Linked DNA regions of Homo sapiens: region 2 is linked to region 1. The links are chromatin loops, found by intact Hi-C in ENCODE. Cell type or tissue: heart left ventricle. All regions are shown on one strand.

Region 1 (5,000 bases):
CAGTAGAGATGGGGTTTCACCATGTTGGCCAGGCTGGTCTTGAACTCCTGACTTCAGGTGATCCTGGCCTCCCAACGTGCTGGGATTACAGGCATGAGCCACCATGCCTGGCCTGTAACAGTTTTTCTAGAGAATGAATTTGAATGTTAAAACACATGATACATAACTTACAATTTTGGTCCCCTGTGTTAAAACAACAGTGGTTTCGGCTGAGCGCAGTGGCTCATGCCTGTAATCCAGGCACTTTGGGAGGCCGAGGCAGGTGGATCATGAGGTCAGGAGATTTGAGACCAACCTGGCTAACATGGTGAAACCCCGTCTCTACTAAAAATACAAAATATTACCCAGGCTTGGGGGCGTGCACCTGCAGTCCCAGCTACTCAGGAGGCTGAGGCAGGAGAATGGCGTGAACCCAGGAGACGGAGCTTGCAGTGAGCCGAGATCACACCACTGCACTTCAGCTTGGGTGACAGAACGAGACTCCGTCTTAAAAACAAACAAACAAAAAACAGCAGTTTCTTAAGACATTAATTCACTCTTAGTAAAGTTCCAAGAGGTTTTGATATTTATTTCTAAAACCTGCTTCGTTAATAGCCATTCTCTGAATTACAAATTAGTTTCTGTTTCTGTCATATTCCTTCTTAAGATCAGTCTAATTTCTTTGGTTTCAGGTTTATCTCAAAGGTCTAGAAAAGCAGCTTTACGCCAGTATAAACTGATTCTGTGTTCTTGGTTTTTCTTAATGTGTCTGAGTTGTTTCATGTAACCAGGACTTCCCATGGTATTACTAATGTATTCCCCTGCTCACCAGCCTAGGAAACACAGATTGCTTAGGGAGACTGAGCTTTAAAGTGTTAAGGTTTTTCCATGCATGTAACTTTTCGTGTTGCTTTTGAATTCTTTTGATTGTCACTGTGGTTAAACGAGTAACTATTATTCGGCAGTGATCTCTGATTCTGTTGAAGGAAGCCATTTGAACTTTTTGACATCCTCTTTGGCAGAATTCCCCAGGATCCAAATCCTAAATTAAGCCATCTGGCCTAAAATCAACTTTGAGATTCTACCAAAAGGGCCTCCTGGAACAAGCCTCAAAGGTTTTGTCTCTGATCTTTTGGAGATATTAAATGATCAGGCTTACTTGGTAAATAATATGGGAAGCATTGTCAAATAGAAACGGTGTTTAACTTCCTTTAAGTAATGTTTGTGTAAGTGTGTCACTAACACAGGGGAAAAGGTTTGAGATTCCTAAAACTCTGATATGCCAAGATATGTGTCATGACTGTGATGGTTGTGTCACATGGTTGTATGCCAGAGAAATGCTGAAATTTCTGGCCGGGCACGGTGGCTCACATCTGTAATCCCAGCACTTTGGGAGGCCGAGGCGGGTGGATCACGAGGTTAGGAGATTGAGACCATCCTGGCTAACATGGTGAAACCCTGTCTTTACTAAAAATATAAAAAATTAGCCGGGCATGGTGGTGGGCACCTGTAGTCCCAGCTACTCGGTAGGCTGAGACAGGAGAATGGTGTGAACCTGGGAGGCGGAGCTTGCAGTGAGCTGAGAATGCGCCACTGCACTCCAGCCTGGGTGACAGAGTGAGACTCCGTCTCAAAAAGAAAAAGGAAAAAAAAAGAAATGCTGAAATTTCCTGTCAATTGTAAATTGTCATCAGATCTCTGACTGGCTGCTCTGGGCTTTTGTCACCCACAGTTAATTCTTATTTTTCAGTCAGGGTCTCACTCTATTGCCCAGGCTGGAGTACAGTGGCGTGATCACAGCTCACTTCAGCCTTAACCTCCCAGGCTCAAGTGATCCTCCCACCTCAGCTTCCTGAGTAGCTGGGACTACAGGGGTGCTCCACTGTGCCCAGCTAATTGTCTTTATTTTTTTATAAGGACAAGGTCTCATGTTTCCCAGGCTGGTCTCAAACTCCTGAGCTCAAGTGATTCTCCCGTCTTGGCTTCCCAAAATGCTGGGATTATAGGCGTGAGCCACCATGCCCTGCCACCCACAGTTGTTTTAAATTCTTCTCTGGAAGCATTCACAATTGGCTATGGTCCAAAATTGCTAATTAAGATTGAGCAAAACTGGCCAGGTGCAGTGGCTCACGCTTGTTGTAGGGTCCAGCCCTACAGGATATGTGGGTTTTTTCTCTTCATGTGTGGAGATGAGAGATGGTAGAAATAAATACACAAGACAAAGAGATAGAAGAAAACACAGCTGGGCCCAGGGGACCACTACCACCAAGGTGTGGAGACCGGTAGTGGCCCCAAATGCCTGACCGCACTGTTATTTATTGGATACAAGGTAAAAGGGGCAGGGTAAGGAGTGTGAGTCATCTCCAATGATTGATAAAGTCACGCGAGTGAAGTGTCCACCAGACAGGGGGCCTTTCCCTTTAGGTAGCCAAGGCGGAGAGACAGAGGACAGCTTACATCATTATTTCTTCTATGCTCTTCTCAGAAAGATCAAAGACTTTAATACTTTCACTAATACTGCTACTGCTATCTAGAAGGCAGAGCCAGGTGTACGGAGCATAACATGAATGTGAAACAGGAGCGTGACCGCTGAAGCACAGCATCACAGGGAGACAGGCCACCAGATGGCTGTAGGTGGGCCTGACTGATGTCAGGCCTTCCACAAGAGGTGGTGGAGCAGAGTCTTCTCTAACTCCCCCAGGAAAAGGGAGACTCCCTTTCCCAGTCTGCTAAGTAACGGGTGCCTTCCCCAGGCACTGATGCTACGCCTAGACCAAGGTCCGCTAGGTAATGGATGCCTTCCCAGGTGCTGGTGTTACCACTAGACCAGGGAGCCCTCTAGTGGCCCTGTCCAGGCGTAACAGAGGGCTCACACTCATCTGGTCACTTCTCACCGTGCCCCTTCAGCTCCTATCTCTGTATGGCCTGGTTTTTCCTGGGTTATAATTATAGAACAAAGATTATTATAATATTGGAATAAAGAGTGATGCTACAAACTAATGATTAATGATACTCATATACAATCATATCTATAATCTATTTCTAGTATAACTATTCTTATTCTATATATTTTCTTTATTATACTGGGACAGCTTGTGCCCTCAGTCTCTTGCCTTGGCACCTGGGTGGCTTGTCGCCCACACCTGTAATCTCAGCACTTGGGGAGGCCAAGGTGGATGGATCACTTGAGGCCAGGAGTTTGAGAACAGCCTGGCCAACAAGGTGAAACCCTGCCTCTACTAAAAATACAAAAAAATTAGCCTGGTGTGGTGGCGGGCAACTGTAATCCCAGCTACTCAGGAGGCTGAGGCAGGAGAATCGCTTGAACATGGGAGGTGGAGGTTGCAGTGACCCAAGATTGCACCACTGCCCTCCAGCCTGGGTGATGGAGCGAGACTCTGTCTTAAAAATAAATAAATAAAAAGATTGAGCAAAACAAAAATAATTACATGAAATTAAGTAATTGATATGAATAATGTTTTTATGACTTAAATGTGAGACTATCACCTCATTTTGTTTTGCAGATTCAAGGAAATTTTCTGTCATAACCTGCCTATAGTTTGTGAGGACTAAACTCTGATTTTTTTTGTTCTTATTTTGCTCAAATTCCTCCCTAAGGGGCCTGGGGAGTCACACCCTACAAACCATAAAGTCTCATCAGAGAGGCTTTAATTTTAACCCTATAGCGTGGTCTGCTTTCTGACCTGACTCTGGCATAACCTCACATAACAAATAAGAGAAGAAATCAAAATATTTTAACCCCAAATATATTTGCTTGCCATATCTTGAAACTGCCCTGCAAAGTTGTCTCCTGTGGAAAAAATCTACATTCTGTAGAGAATCCCATTTTCCCTTTTTTCTAACTTCTTTCCAGATCCAGGAGATAATCAACTAAGAACCAGGCACCCTTTTATGTTAGATAAGAAACACTTCAGGCCAGTGCAGTGGCTCACACCTGTAATCCCAGCTCTTTGGGTGGCCGAGGCATGTGGATCACTTGAGGTCAGGAGTTCAAGACCAGACTGGCCAACGTGATGAAACCCTGTCTCTACAAAAATACAAAAATTTGCCAGGCGTGGTGGTGCACGCCTGTAATCCCAGCTGCTCAGGAGGCTGAGGCAGGAGAATCACTTGAACGCAGGAGGGAGAGGTTGCAGTGAGCTGAGATCACTCCACTGCACTCCAGCCTGGGCAACACAGCAAGACCCCATCTCAAAAAAAAAAAAAAAAAAGAAAAAGAAAGATTTTACAGCCTACTATCTGAGAGCTTCCTCTGCACAATAAAACTTGGTCTCCACAATCCTTTATCTTAACATGAACATTTCCTTTGTGTTGATCCCAGGTCTTCAGATAAACTCAACCAATTGTCAACCAGGAAAATTTTAAATGTACCTATAGCCTGGAAGCCCCTGCTTTGAGTTGTCCCATCTTTCTGGACCAAACCAACATATATCTTGCACGTATTGATTGATGCGTCACGTCTCCCTAAAATGTATAAATCCAAGCTGTGACCTGACAGTCTTGGGTACATGTTCTCAGGATCTCCTAAGGGCTGTGTCACGGGCCGTGGTCATTCATCTTTGGCTCAGAATAAGTCTCTTAAATATTGTACAGAGTTTGACTCTTTTGATCGACATTTGCAATAACTCGATCAAGGGTCCTTTGTGAACAAAGGTGGAACTTATTCATTTTTTCTCCCTACTTGATTCCTACAAAATTCAGAAACTATTCATGAACATTCTTATTTATATATAGTAAAACAAACAAACAAAAACAAACAAACAAAAACCCTGCTCTCAGGGCTGGGCACAGTGGCTCACGCCTGTAATCCCAGCACTTTCAGAGGCCAAGGTGGGAGGATCACCTGAAGTCAGAATTTCAAGACCAGCCTGGCCAACATGGTGAAACCTCATCTCTACTAAAATAGAACAAATTAGCTGGGCATGGTGGCGGGCACCTGTAATCCCAGCTACTAGGGAGACTGAGGCAGGAGAATCACTTGAACCCGGGAGGCAGAGGTT
Region 2 (5,000 bases), 45 kb before region 1:
GCACAGGGGGCCCAGGGAGGCTGGAGGAGGCCAGAACGCTGGGTGGGCTGGGAAGAGCTTCTGGAACTGGGGGAGGGGCTGCTGCTAGGGGGCTGAGGCCCAGGCTTCTGTCTGGCCGTGGGTGCCTGCTAATTGCCCCTCGTCACCCAGACGGACATCGTGAAAGCCATCGCCCGCCTCATTGAGTTCTATAAGCACGAGAGCTGTGGCCAGTGTACCCCATGCCGTGAGGGTGAGCATCGGGCAGGTTGGGGGCTTGCTTGCTGTGGCTTCATTTAACCTCCTCCCCACCACGTGGCCTGCAGCCCTCAAGCGCCGCCCCACATCCTGGCTGGGGAGATCATCAGGCCCTCTCTTGTGGCTGTGGCTGCAGGTGTGGACTGGATGAACAAGGTGATGGCACGTTTCGTGAGGGGGGATGCCCGGCCGGCCGAGATCGACTCCCTGTGGGAGATCAGCAAGCAGATAGAAGGCCATACGATTTGTGCTCTGGGTGACGGGGCCGCCTGGCCTGTGCAGGTATTCACCACCCTTCTGCGTAGCACGGAGGGTGGGTGGCATCAAGGGCCCAGGGTGTTGGGGGATTTTTGGACTCTGTTTCACATGGTCCCCCCACCGACCCCAGGGTCTGATCCGCCACTTTCGGCCGGAGCTCGAGGAGCGGATGCAGCGGTTTGCCCAGCAGCATCAGGCCCGGCAGGCTGCCTCTTAGCCCACCACCCTGGCCTGCTGTCCTGCGTCTATCCATGTGGAATGCTGGACAATAAAGCGAGTGCTGCCCACCCTCCAGCTGCCGCTGCTGTGACTGTGCTCTTTACCCTTTACCCAGCACACGATCCTCAAGGGTGGGAGGGGAGAACAGGGTCCAGTCTGGCCCATGGCCAGAGAAAGGACAGGGTCTCATCTGGCTTGAAGGAGATGTTTATTTCGGCTCCATGATTTGGGGTGGGGTGAATGTGAAAGCGGGGAGAGAGGAAACACCTCTCTGACTTGGGGCTGGGCATGAGGGTAAGGCAGCCCCAGCCGCCATCATTTTTGTGGGGACGTTTCAGGCAGCTGTAGTGGAGGGGCGGCAGGCAGGGCCCATGGGCTAGTCGCTGAGCTGGACAGGCTTGCTGTCCAGCGGGTGCCACAGCTTCAGGCGGTGGTCACTGTGGCCCAGGCACTCAAGCCAGTGCCGCAGGCGCTCCCCACTGGCATGGCTGCCCAGCTGCACCCCGCCTGCCATGGGGGATGGGTCAGGAACCGCCAGGAGCCTACTGGGCCCCCACCCCAGCTCCTCATGTTCCCACTCACCAATGAAGTCATCAGCCGTGCCTAGGTCATAGTCCCACACAGACACCAGCAGCGTCTTCTGGGCCAGCTCCTCCCGTGGGCCTGAGTAAAAGAATTCCTGCAGGGAGAAGGGCAGAGAGGCGGGAAGGAGGCAGCCTCGGCTCTCCCACAGCTTAAGAAGCAGGCCACGGTAGGGTAGTGGCTCAGCATGTCAAGGCCAGGGTTGGCTGGGACCTGCCTGGCCCTGGCTCACCTCATTGAACTCGGGGTTCAGGGTCTTCCTGTGAACACTGGTTTTGAATTTAGATTTCTTCCCTGCATTTGGATGCAGGAAACTGATCGGGGAAGATTGGCGGGTTAGGTGTGGCCCTGGAGAGGTGAGGAGTCACCGCCTTATCCTCACCTCCCGCCTGCCTACCCCAGTTCACTCACAGGCGCACGAAGGGGTCCGAGTAACCATTGGCATCCATGGGGGCCAGGTGGGCGCAGCGCAGCACACCTACCAGCAAGCCACCCTGCTGAGAGCTGTAGCACAGTGACAGTAGGACGTGCCCACATTCCTCCCAGGCCACCTCTGTCTCCACCTCCTCCTGCAGGTGTAGGCTGAGGTCAGCCCCAATCCAGTCCAAAGCCCACCCCCTTTAGCCTCCGTGCTCTGGGCAGGAAAGCTCAACCTGGCCCCAAAGAAATCGGGGGCAACGACTTCATTTCCAATACAGCCACTTGCCCAGTGCCATGGAAGTGGCCCTATGGGTCAGCTGTACCCTCCAGGGCCTGACCAAAGGCGAGGCTTGCTGACCACATGACCAGTCAGATACGTCTGTCATGGAGGGGAAGCGAACTGGCTGACATGCCAGTAGCTCCCTAAGTGGCCTCCCATCCAGTGTGTGTAGCCACCCCTGTAGGCAAGCGGCTCTGAGAGGATGTTCACTTCCCAAGGAGAAGCAGATCTCTTCAAAACCCCACCCTCTTCACCCCCTATTTCCCTGGGGACCAGATGCTGAGTGTCGTTTGTCACACTCTGGGCCCTGGTGCTTCTGAACAGGCTCAGGGAGGAAGCCCGGGGAGGATGCACTGCTCTCACCCGCAGGGTAGGTTTCCATTTGCGGAAAGCCCCACCACCTTGCTCACAGGCGGTTCTCAGGAATGCGGAAGTGCTCTGTGGGCACCCACCATGCTCCGGGCGCTGTTGTGCTTGGGATCTGGGGCGGAGGGTACACGGGGCTGGCGCTGGGTGAAGTGGCCTGTCCATGCCACCTTGGTGGGCTTCAGCCACTTGGGCTTAGCTAATCGACAGCTGCAGCAACTTGTGGCTCCACCAGGGGGCGGGGCACCCGGCACTTTGGGGAGGAGCTGGTAGAGGGCCCCGCTCTCAGCCTCCCAGCTGCCTCCCCCACCGACCACAGGGGTTCTAACTAGGTCTTTGGTCTCTAGTGGCGTCAAACCCCTGCCAGTCACCCTCACTGCCTCCGGACAAGGGCCTGTCTAGGACAGCCTGCCCCAGGAGTGGCCCCCACACTCCCCTCAGGCCAGACCCCAGCCAGGGAGCCCCACCCATCTGTCCTCTCTTCCACCTCGCCCAGCCTCCCATCTCGGGCCGTGGACAAATGCCGCCAGTTTCAGCCTCTGCCTCAAGGCAGGTCTCTGCCCAGCTGCGCCCCCAGGGACTCTGCTTGTCCCAGTGCCCCACAGCTCCTCTGGGCTGCCCTGGCAAGGGAGTCACCCTCACTTTGTCACCTGGCTGTCCCCTGTGACAATGAGGGCTCACAGGGCCTATGAGAGCTGGCCTCAGGTTCCTCCAAGTCCCCTACGCCCCTGCCACCAGGCCTGCCCCCTCATCTCTGCTCAGCCCAGTTGTCCTACCCACCTCATAGAGGGACATGCCACAGGCTGTGTCCAGGCTCTTGGGCCTCTTGGCCTGAAAGGGCAGAGAGCCCGGTCATCCTGGCCAGATGCTGCCCAGATCCCCCTCCCTGTTCCTCCCCTCCAGCTCCCCCCATCACAGGTTCCTGGCCTCTGCAGTCCCACCTGTGCTCCAGCCCCACTCACCAGCCTCCGCTTCTCCAGACAGATGTCAAAGCTCCTGGCTCGGTTTGGCACCAGCTTCCTCAGGGGCACCCGCAGCTCCCCCAGGGAAGGTGCCTGCCACTGTCGCTGTACCATGGGTCCTCGCACACACACAGCCTGGTGGCCGCCCAGGTCAGACCTGGCCAGGCCAGCCCCATCCCTCTGCTCCACCCCCAGGTGGCCCAGGCCAGATCCTCACCTAAGGGTCTTGCACTCAGCATCCTGGCGGGTGAAGCCGTGATAGGTGAGTGTCTCCTCCCAGACAGGTACCCTCGTGCCCCGAACGGTGTGTGTCCGAAGCTGGCTGGCCTAGGGCCCAAGCCGGGTGGGTCAGGGCCTCCTAGGGCTAAGACCGTCCTGTAACCCCCAACCCTACCTCCCTGGTAGGACCCCCCACTATTTGCACATCCCAGCAACTGAGACCTAGGCCTTGCAGGATGGGGAGGAGCCAAGCAGAGCCAAGTGGGTGCCCCAGGCTGGGTGTTCCACCAGAGGGCAGCAGTGGGGGCCTGGGGCTTGCCCTCACCTTGCTGGCCCCTGGCAGCAGATTGGCTTTGACATAGGCATCCGCGGAGCCTGAGGCCAATGGCTTGAGGCCCTGGGAACAGACAGTGGGTATGAGACAGGCCCGTGCCCCAGCCCTCTGTCCCAGGAACACCCACCCCCATCCTCACCTTGGCACGATGAGCCGTGCAATGCAGGGCACTGTTGTCCGCTTCAAAAAGAAGTGTGAACTCCAGGGTGCCCAGGGCAGCTAGAGGCAGGTGGAAGGCAGCGTCACCTCCTACCTCAGCTCAGTCTGCCCCCACCCATGGCACGTGCTTCCTGCCTTGCCCCTCCATGGCCAGATGGTAGGGACACCCCACTCCCCCTCCTGGCTGGGCTGAGCTCAGGGTGTCCCCCTCTTCCCGCCCCTACTCACTGCTGTCGTCTGAGTCTCCTTCTGGCTCTGGGTCGGGCTGCAGCTGGGGTGCAGAGCGGACGGCGGACGCCGCTGCGGGGCGCAGGTTCGGAGGGTGCAGGGCAGGCTCCGCAAAAGGGTAAAAGTGCGGGAAGTAGTGGGAAATGAGGCGGATGGGCCGGATGGGGCCCGGGCTCACATCGATGGCCATGTGCTCCTGCATGCTAACCCGGGGAGGCTGCCCACCTGCTGCCGCAGTGCCCGCCATGGGGACCCAGACGGGGGGCGGTGGGCGGAGACTCAGAGAAATGCCTGAGGACTGGGGCTGGCGGGAACGCACCCGGCCTCGGAAATGGGGTGAAGAAGCATCGCTGATACCATGCAGGGACCTGAGGACAGAGCGCAGGGTTGAGGGAGGGGCTGGGGGAGTCCTCAGCCTGGAGGGTTGTGGCAGGCTTTGGAGGGGACTGGGTGTGTTGGGAGTCAGTCCAGCTCCCGGCCCTTACCGCTCTGGGAGCTACTTCACCCAGTGTGAGTTGCTGCTGCTGGCAGTGGGTACGCACTCATGAGGGCAGAGCCCGTGACTGCTGTGTCCCCAGTGAGTGAGGGTGACCCAGAGCTCAGAACCCTCTCAGAGCTCCTTCCTAGCGCTGGGGCTCAGCTTCCCTCCTCCCTCTGCCCCCTTCACACTTTGTCAAAGGGAGTTATTTTTGCCACCATCATGTGGCCCTGCTCCCAGGTGAGGAGGCTGGTGGGC

Evidence for each region. A loop is a pair of places that touch in the nucleus more often than their neighbours do. Peaks named below come from ENCODE experiments on the same cell type or tissue, not always from the same donor. Only the 100,000 strongest peaks of a DNase experiment are listed, where the experiment ranks them.
Region 2: it touches region 1 in a loop (2.2-fold over the local background); 24 of 110 quality-filtered maps call a loop at or near these places.

What each region holds. Positions count from the first base shown.
Region 1 is chr11:67,656,794-67,661,793 of GRCh38, forward strand. No RefSeq gene overlaps it. Among named protein-coding and RNA genes, the nearest start is that of ACY3, 8.6 kb to the left of the region's middle. RefSeq lists an enhancer at 2,509-2,738. In heart left ventricle, CTCF peaks have their summits at 2,807 (motif pointing left) and 3,024; a DNase peak (open chromatin) is centred at 2,818.
Region 2 is chr11:67,611,747-67,616,746 of GRCh38, forward strand. NDUFV1 (NADH:ubiquinone oxidoreductase core subunit V1) reads left to right here. Exons shown (of 10, transcript NM_007103.4): 8 at 151-232; 9 at 374-519; 10 at 626-808. The coding sequence ends at 712. It also overlaps the pseudogene DOC2GP. Among named protein-coding and RNA genes, the nearest start is that of NDUFV1, 7.3 kb to the left of the region's middle. RefSeq lists enhancers at 1-1,186, 1,156-1,671, 1,955-2,004, 2,095-2,544, 2,704-3,217 and 4 more. In heart left ventricle, CTCF peaks have their summits at 2,590 (motif pointing right) and 3,833 (motif pointing right); DNase peaks (open chromatin) are centred at 446, 2,525, 3,835, 4,325 and 1 weaker place; H3K4me3 peaks cover 738 bases; H3K27ac peaks cover 418 bases; H3K27me3 peaks cover 1,504 bases.